2 separate regions of the Homo sapiens genome follow, and region 2 is linked to region 1. Evidence: chromatin contacts called from ENCODE Hi-C or POLR2A ChIA-PET data. All regions are on one chromosome and are shown on one strand. The core of a region is the stretch at or near the end of the contact, and the rest is flanking DNA. Distances in the headings are between cores, read along the strand shown. Region 1 overlaps DPH5 (diphthamide biosynthesis 5). Region 2 has its middle 40 kb from the start of LINC01307.

Region 1 (3,238 bases), core at 275-2,774:
TAGCCAACAAATACTTATTACAGATCATCTACTATGTACCAGGTATTATGCTAGTCACAGGTTTAAAATGACAGGCAAAACACAGCTCTGGCTCTCATGGATTGTGCAGTCTTGCTCATGTCTCATACAGCAGAGAAAGGCTCTGCAGTCATGGCACTGGTTCTTACTATGATTAATCATGGACAAGTCAAGTAACATTCCCAATCCTTGGGAGGAACCCTTCTACAAAATGGGTATAATAACTGTAAACATAAAAATGTGGTTTTTAAGGGTTAAATGACACAAAGTATGCAGAGTGCCTAGTAGTGCCTTGCACATGGAAAAGTCTTAGTGTTAGGAATTTGATGATATAATAATGATAATGTTTTAATAATGAAGATGTTCTAAAATGCTGTGTCCTGCTTTAATCCAACTGCTTTCCTTATTGGAGTAAGCTCAAAAATATTACTAAATACTTGAAACTACATTTATGATTTCATTCTGACAAGTTCAACTGTTTACATTCTAAAAAGGATTTTTCACATCTCAGATCAAACTATGAAATATTAGTATTATTCCATAAAAAAGCTTCAAGGTAAAACTGTTAAAAAAATTATATATGCAATAATACATACTTTAAATGAGTCTTAAATACTTTAAGAGTCATGGGAATACAGTCATGGAAGGAAATAAGTTCTTCATTCAAAAAGAAAGTGACAGACCACTTAAGAAAGAATTGAGATGCAAGTCACATATAAACACTAAAGCATTTTGTGTAGCAGTGTCTTTGAATTGTCTAATTTGAGAGATTAAAGAAAACCTCACACAAGCACTGCTCTCCAGGACCCTGATTTATAAACTGTAACCACTCCTGTAGCTGTGGTGCAAACTTCTTCAGTGAATCCTGGAACATTATGCAAACAATTTCACCATATGTCAATACCTCAAAGAACAAAAGAACCAGTTCTTTGTGTTTCACAATCGAAGGGCTTACCAGTGAACTATACTAGAGCAAAGTCACACAGTGATGAGAACTGAGATTGCAGAAGCCTAAGTATTGAACCATCCTATAATATTCATATAAGCCTTTGTGCTGTGATCATTTTTCCTCCAAAACATTATTGCTGCAAATCTAAATTTAAAGACTAAAAAAACAGCTGTTTTGTAAGAAACAGTAGGTAAACACAGGCCTTTTTAAATTTTAACCTGGAGTAACCTATAGAGAAAGCAGTTTACCTAACTTATATTGGATTATGTTTTATCTAGGACAAAACCCAAAAAAACTCAAAACATCCACTCATTAGGCATAAGGCACAATCTAGTTAGAAGATGCTCAAGAAAGACAATAGTAGGTAGTAGTAATTATTATTAAATATGCTATAGACTCTAAGCATTATAAGGATTCAGCATTTCCCCCACTAAGAGGGCATCTGAAGGCATCTTCTGAAAATACAAGGCGTAAGCTAGACCTTGAAAGACAGTTAAGATTTAAGACTGGAGAAGCCGAACATGGGGAAAGAATGAGATACTATGAACAAAGTAACAGAGGCGGGAAGTCTTGGGCAATATTTAAAATGGCATTAAGCCATTACCCAGAAATAGCTAACTGTGCCTGACTTCTCTCTAAACATATATCTAATTCCTGACATCTTATTTAGTGCCAATTCCTGTAAATTCTGCTGTATATTTTATGTAGCTGACTACTCATTTCTTTCCCTACAACCATGGTTTGAGCCCTCAATATCACTTGCCTGAATAACCTTAACAGTCTCCTAACTCATCTCATAGCCATCAATATTTCTTTCCTTTTAGAAGCATAGATGCTTTGTAAAACTCCATTTTAGATTTCAATGCTTTTGTTATTTTGTATAACAAATAAAAATATTTTCTGTGGTATTAAAGCTAAAAAAATCTGTTAAGAAAAATTAAACTTGCTAAGAACTCTATTAAGCCCTGCAAGTATCATGTATTTATATCCTAAATTAAATCAGTTAAATCTGTGAAGTGAAAGAAAGCCAAGCCAGCAAAACTGTCAAAAACTGTACCACAAAACCACATAATCAAGAGTGACTAGTTTTCTCTTCTATACAGAATACTGTTCTTGGGGATGGGTTTTGTTTGTTGTTGTTTTTATCCCCACATACAATTTGCATGCCATTGATGTAACATTGATTTTTGATGACACTAAGGAAGAGTATGCACATGGCCACACACTAGGTACATAAAGTTGAATGACTACGTAGACAGAAGAGCTACAAGATTTATTCTCACACATAAATGAGAGCCACTTGTAAATTAAATTTTAAAATGACAATTTACAGCATATAATTTCAAAGACAAGATCGAACTCCAGGGTGGAAGGCAGGGGGTTGGGGGAAAAAATAAATAAGAAATTCAACTCAGCAAGTACTTGTGACATATTCATTATATGCATGGCACTGTGATAGAATGCAATGGCAGATAGGAAAATGAGTAAATCAAAGAGTTTATAATATGATAAAGTCATAAACATATATAACATGGCTTGGCTGTGTCCCCAACCAAATCTCATCTTGAATTGTAGTTCCTATAATCCCCACATGTTGTGGGAGGGACCCGGTAGTGGGGGAGGTGAGGGGGGGAGCAGTTACCTCCATGCTGTTCTCGTGATAGTGAGTTCTCACAAGATCTGATGGTTTCATAAAGGGATTTCCCCCGTTTACTCTGCGCATCTCTTTGCTGCTGTCATGTGAAGAAGGATGTGTTTGCTTCCCCTACAGACATAATTGTAAGTGTTCTGAGGCCTCCCCAGCCATGCTGAACTGTGATTCAATTAAACTCCACAGTTTATTGACCTCAAAGTCAATTTGACCTCAAAATTGAGTCACAATTGACCTCAAAGTCAATTTCCCAGTCTTGGGTATGTCTTTATTAGAAGCATGAGAATGGACTAATACAACATACAAGTAACTGAACATTCTATATAGGATGGGGATTAATTTACCAAAATTGTTTTAATAGAAGAATGGCACAATTATATTTACGATTTAAAAAGAAAACTATGAAGTAGGAAAAAAATGATGGTAAGGTGGCTATTTAAAAAAATAATGATTAGAACCAGTAATAAGTGGAAACAGAAAGGAAGAAAAAAAATTAAATATGCTCATGACTTAGCAGGTAGTCAAAAACTGTTCCTAAGTGACTAAAAGAATAGAAAGAGCTTAGATTATTTTCTTCTAAGACCACGGAAGGATATAGAACTCTAGATGATAAAATCTAG
Region 2 (3,372 bases), core at 783-3,282, 280 kb after region 1:
TCACCCTGTCCACAGTTGGGTTACTTGTTTTTCTTATAAGCATGTATTGTCTCCCTCATTTACCGAACCCACCATGATTATAAACTTCTCATTTGGATCCAAATCATCATCAATCCAGAAAGTCCTTGGAGTCAGTGCCACTTACAGTGCTGGTCTGCAGACTGTTACCGTTTCACAAAGATAAGGGACTTGGGCCAGAATGTAAATCAAATACTTCACTAAGCACACTGTGTAGTATGACTGACTTATTTTCCCCCCTAAAGCAAGACTTTTTATGATGAAGCAATAAGTGCCTGCCTTGACTTTACATTCTGGCACAAGTTCTTTATCTCATAACAGATCAGGAAAAACAGTTGGAGGACAGACATTGGTCCAGAAGTTGGCATTTGCCCAAGGACAACACTTTTGAGTAACGCTGCTGAAGTTAACATCCCCTCTCCTTCTTACCCCTTGCTGTCATCAACTGTGGATAATTGTACCAGCCTCTCAGATGGTCTCTCTGCTTCCAGTATTTCTCCTCTAATGTATTCTCCGCTCTGTTGCCAGAGAAATCTTTCTTAAATGCAAACTTGTTTGTGACACTTGTGTACTTAAAACCCTTCAATGGCCCCCACTTTCTCCTAGATAAAGTCCAAACTCCTTCACAGGGGGCCTGGCTTTGCTGATCCTCGCCAGCTTTATTTCCTTCTAGGTTCCAGTTTTGCTGAGTCCCGAGTAGTTGCATACGTGAGCCACGTTCTCACATCACGACTTTGTATGTGCTGTTCTGCAGTCCCTGTTGCTCTCTGGCCCTCTTCTCTCCCTCCTCGCCCCGTCTCACACACAGGCATTCTCTTGGCCTGGCTAATCTCTACTGATCCTTTAAACAAGAACTTCCAAGGGATATGAGAATAGAGGTGGGATTTGTAAGATTTTATTGTTTCAGATTTAGAAGTTGGATAGGTGGAGAGGAGCAGGGAAGACCATGCAGTAGGGATTAGGGAGCAGAATTATGGAGATCATTTAGAAGGCTGTTGCCAGACCTGTGGTGAAAATTGCCTGGGAGTGAGGCAAGGAAAATAAGGGATGTGGTGTGGAGAAAAGCTTCCCCCTAAAGCAGTATTGGTGGCCCCTGGCAATCAATCACAGGTGGAGTGATTGATTCTGAGCAAAGAGGTAATGCAACATGGTAAACAGAGACAGTTCCTACAGACAGACTTTTCTGGGGTGCTTTGGCAGTGGCCAAAGGCCTTGGAAGACTTGGAAGAAGGACTTCCCACTTTGGCTGCTGAAGTACTCCTGTCTCTGAAGGGCTTGAAAGCACTACTATTAAGCAAGGAATGGCTACTGCTAGCCTGGGAAAATGGTGGTGGGCTTGGCAAGTTGCAGGAGGCAATTAAATTGTATCCATCCCCTCCTCCCACACGCTCTGAGTTTGGAGGCTGTGGACCGCAAGGATGTCAGCTCTAAAAACATTTGACAGCCCTGGGGAGAGTCTCTGGTTCTTCCTTATCCATGACAGGCAAGGCAGACCACAGGTCACAGTTTCTCCCTGGCCTCTGTTAGCCTCTGATAAGCAAAACCTTCGGTGGGGAGAAATTGTTCTACTTTTTTACTTACTCAGATATAGTGAAATGTGTGCTTTTTCCCACTTCTGGGAAGCTAAGATTTATTAGAATCTGCAGATTGCTTCCTTCAAGTAAACATTATATAAAAGGGTCCTAGTTTCCTAGTGGGAGTTTAGTTTGTAGGCTAGTTCTACAAAGAGATAAATAGGGGTTTGTCCATTGTGTGCTCTCCAAATGCTCTATAAAGATTAACTCATTAATCCTCAGCCTCCTTGTGAGGATTGTTATCCTTCTTTTTCAGCCGTGGAATTGGGACGAAGTGCTGCACGGAGGGGCCTTGCCCAAGGCTACGCAGCTGGTAGACGGGGAAATGAGGCGGTTGCCGGCCGCCTCGCAGGCAGCTTTCCCTGTGAGGAAGGAGGTGCCTCGGGCCTCTGAAGAGGTAGCTGGGATAGCCTGAAATGAGCTGCTGAAAGCCCACGCTTCAGAAAGACAAAAAGCAAGCAAAACACACTGATGTGGTTGACACTCGCTGAGGATGTGCGATAACACAGACAGTGCCCGGGTTGAAGTGGGCCTTCCAGAGTTCCGTGGCAGCCGTGAAAGGAAAGTTAAATGAATAATGGCAATAACATTGTAAAGGAATGCTTCAGTACCTGAAATGTAAAGTGCATGAATGCTTACCAAAATTTGTCGTATTGTTATACTATTGCCTTATGTTTGTACGGTGCTTTCCAGTTCTGAAAGTGCTTTCACATGTTAAATGATTTGCTCACAATAGTTTTTCAAAGCAAATAGGTAGATATGGGTGGAATGACGTCTCCCCCTTCCCAAATTCATGTGTTGAAACTCTAAGCCCCAGTACTTCAGAATGTGACTGTATTGGGACACAGGGCCTTTAAAGACTTGAACAAGCTAAAATAAGGCCCTTAGCGTGGCCCTAATTCAATCTGACCAGTCCTTAGCAGAAGAGGAAATGAGAACACACAGATAGACAGCAGAGGTGCCAACATAACAGAGGAAAGGCCACGTGAAGACACAGCAAGGAGGTGGCCGTCTCCAAGCCAAGGAGAGAGGAGAAACCAAACCCGCTGACACCTTGATCTTGGACTTCCAGCTTCCAGAGCTGCAAGAAATAAATTTCTGTTGTTTAAACCACTCAATCTGTCATCTTTTGTTATGGCAGCCCTAGCAAACTAATATAGTAGACCATTTTGGAACACCTTTAAACATGTTAGAAATACTCATTTCTAACTAGAAAATATTAGTCACATAACAATTAGTTACATAACTTCCATACTGTCTCAGTAATAATAATATTAAAGATGACTCACACCTACTGAGCCTTCACCGTGTGCCAGACACCATGTAAATGTCCTACTTCATTTAATCCTCATAAAATGCCTCCAAATAAACAAATAGGGAAGAAGAAATAGCTCTTCCTTACAGTAGAATTTCAGTTGATACATGTAGAAGGAATCAGAAAAATAGAAGATTAATATTTGGCAAATGCCATAGTAGTAATTGCTGTAGGCAAGCCCCATGGATGGATACTATAATTAGTTGGTGAAAGTATGAGAAATAGAATATTTGTATAGTCTCAAAGTATCTCCCTAAAAGATATTTACTAATTACAAAGGGAAAAAATAGTAAGCTTAACAGTGGAGAAACCCAACATACATCACTTTAACCAAGTGGTCAAGAATAACCTCATCAATAATAGGACATACCAAGATCATGTACCTCCAGATATGATGCACTGAGAAGGGCACAATATCCTATTTGTGCCATTCTTGCCAAAAATGCATAACTTCAATCTATTCAT

Evidence for each region. A loop is a pair of places that touch in the nucleus more often than their neighbours do. ChIA-PET counts read pairs that join two places held with the same protein, here RNA polymerase II (POLR2A). Pooled maps may share reads with other maps.
Region 2: a map of GM12878 shows a loop between it and region 1 (2.8-fold over the local background). The contact joins two enhancer-like sites. A Hi-C loop is called at or near these places in 2 of 168 maps with a recorded cell type or tissue (Caco-2 and GM12878), 3 of 37 single-sample maps with no recorded cell type and 16 of 50 pooled maps. POLR2A ChIA-PET finds 5 or more read pairs at or near these places in 4 of 52 experiments (T-cell, activated CD4-positive, alpha-beta T cell, activated T-cell and 1 more).

What each region holds. Positions count from the first base shown.
Region 1 is chr1:101,003,332-101,006,569 of GRCh38, forward strand. All of the region lies in intron 4 of DPH5 (diphthamide biosynthesis 5), which reads right to left. Among named protein-coding and RNA genes, the nearest start is that of DPH5, 21 kb to the right of the region's middle. Within about 2 kb of position 1,525, at least 5 of the 41 ENCODE cell types and tissues checked have a DNase peak (open chromatin) inside an H3K27ac peak, as active enhancers do.
Region 2 is chr1:101,282,184-101,285,555 of GRCh38, forward strand. No RefSeq gene overlaps it. Among named protein-coding and RNA genes, the nearest start is that of LINC01307, 40 kb to the right of the region's middle. Within about 2 kb of position 2,033, at least 3 of the 41 ENCODE cell types and tissues checked have a DNase peak (open chromatin) inside an H3K27ac peak, as active enhancers do.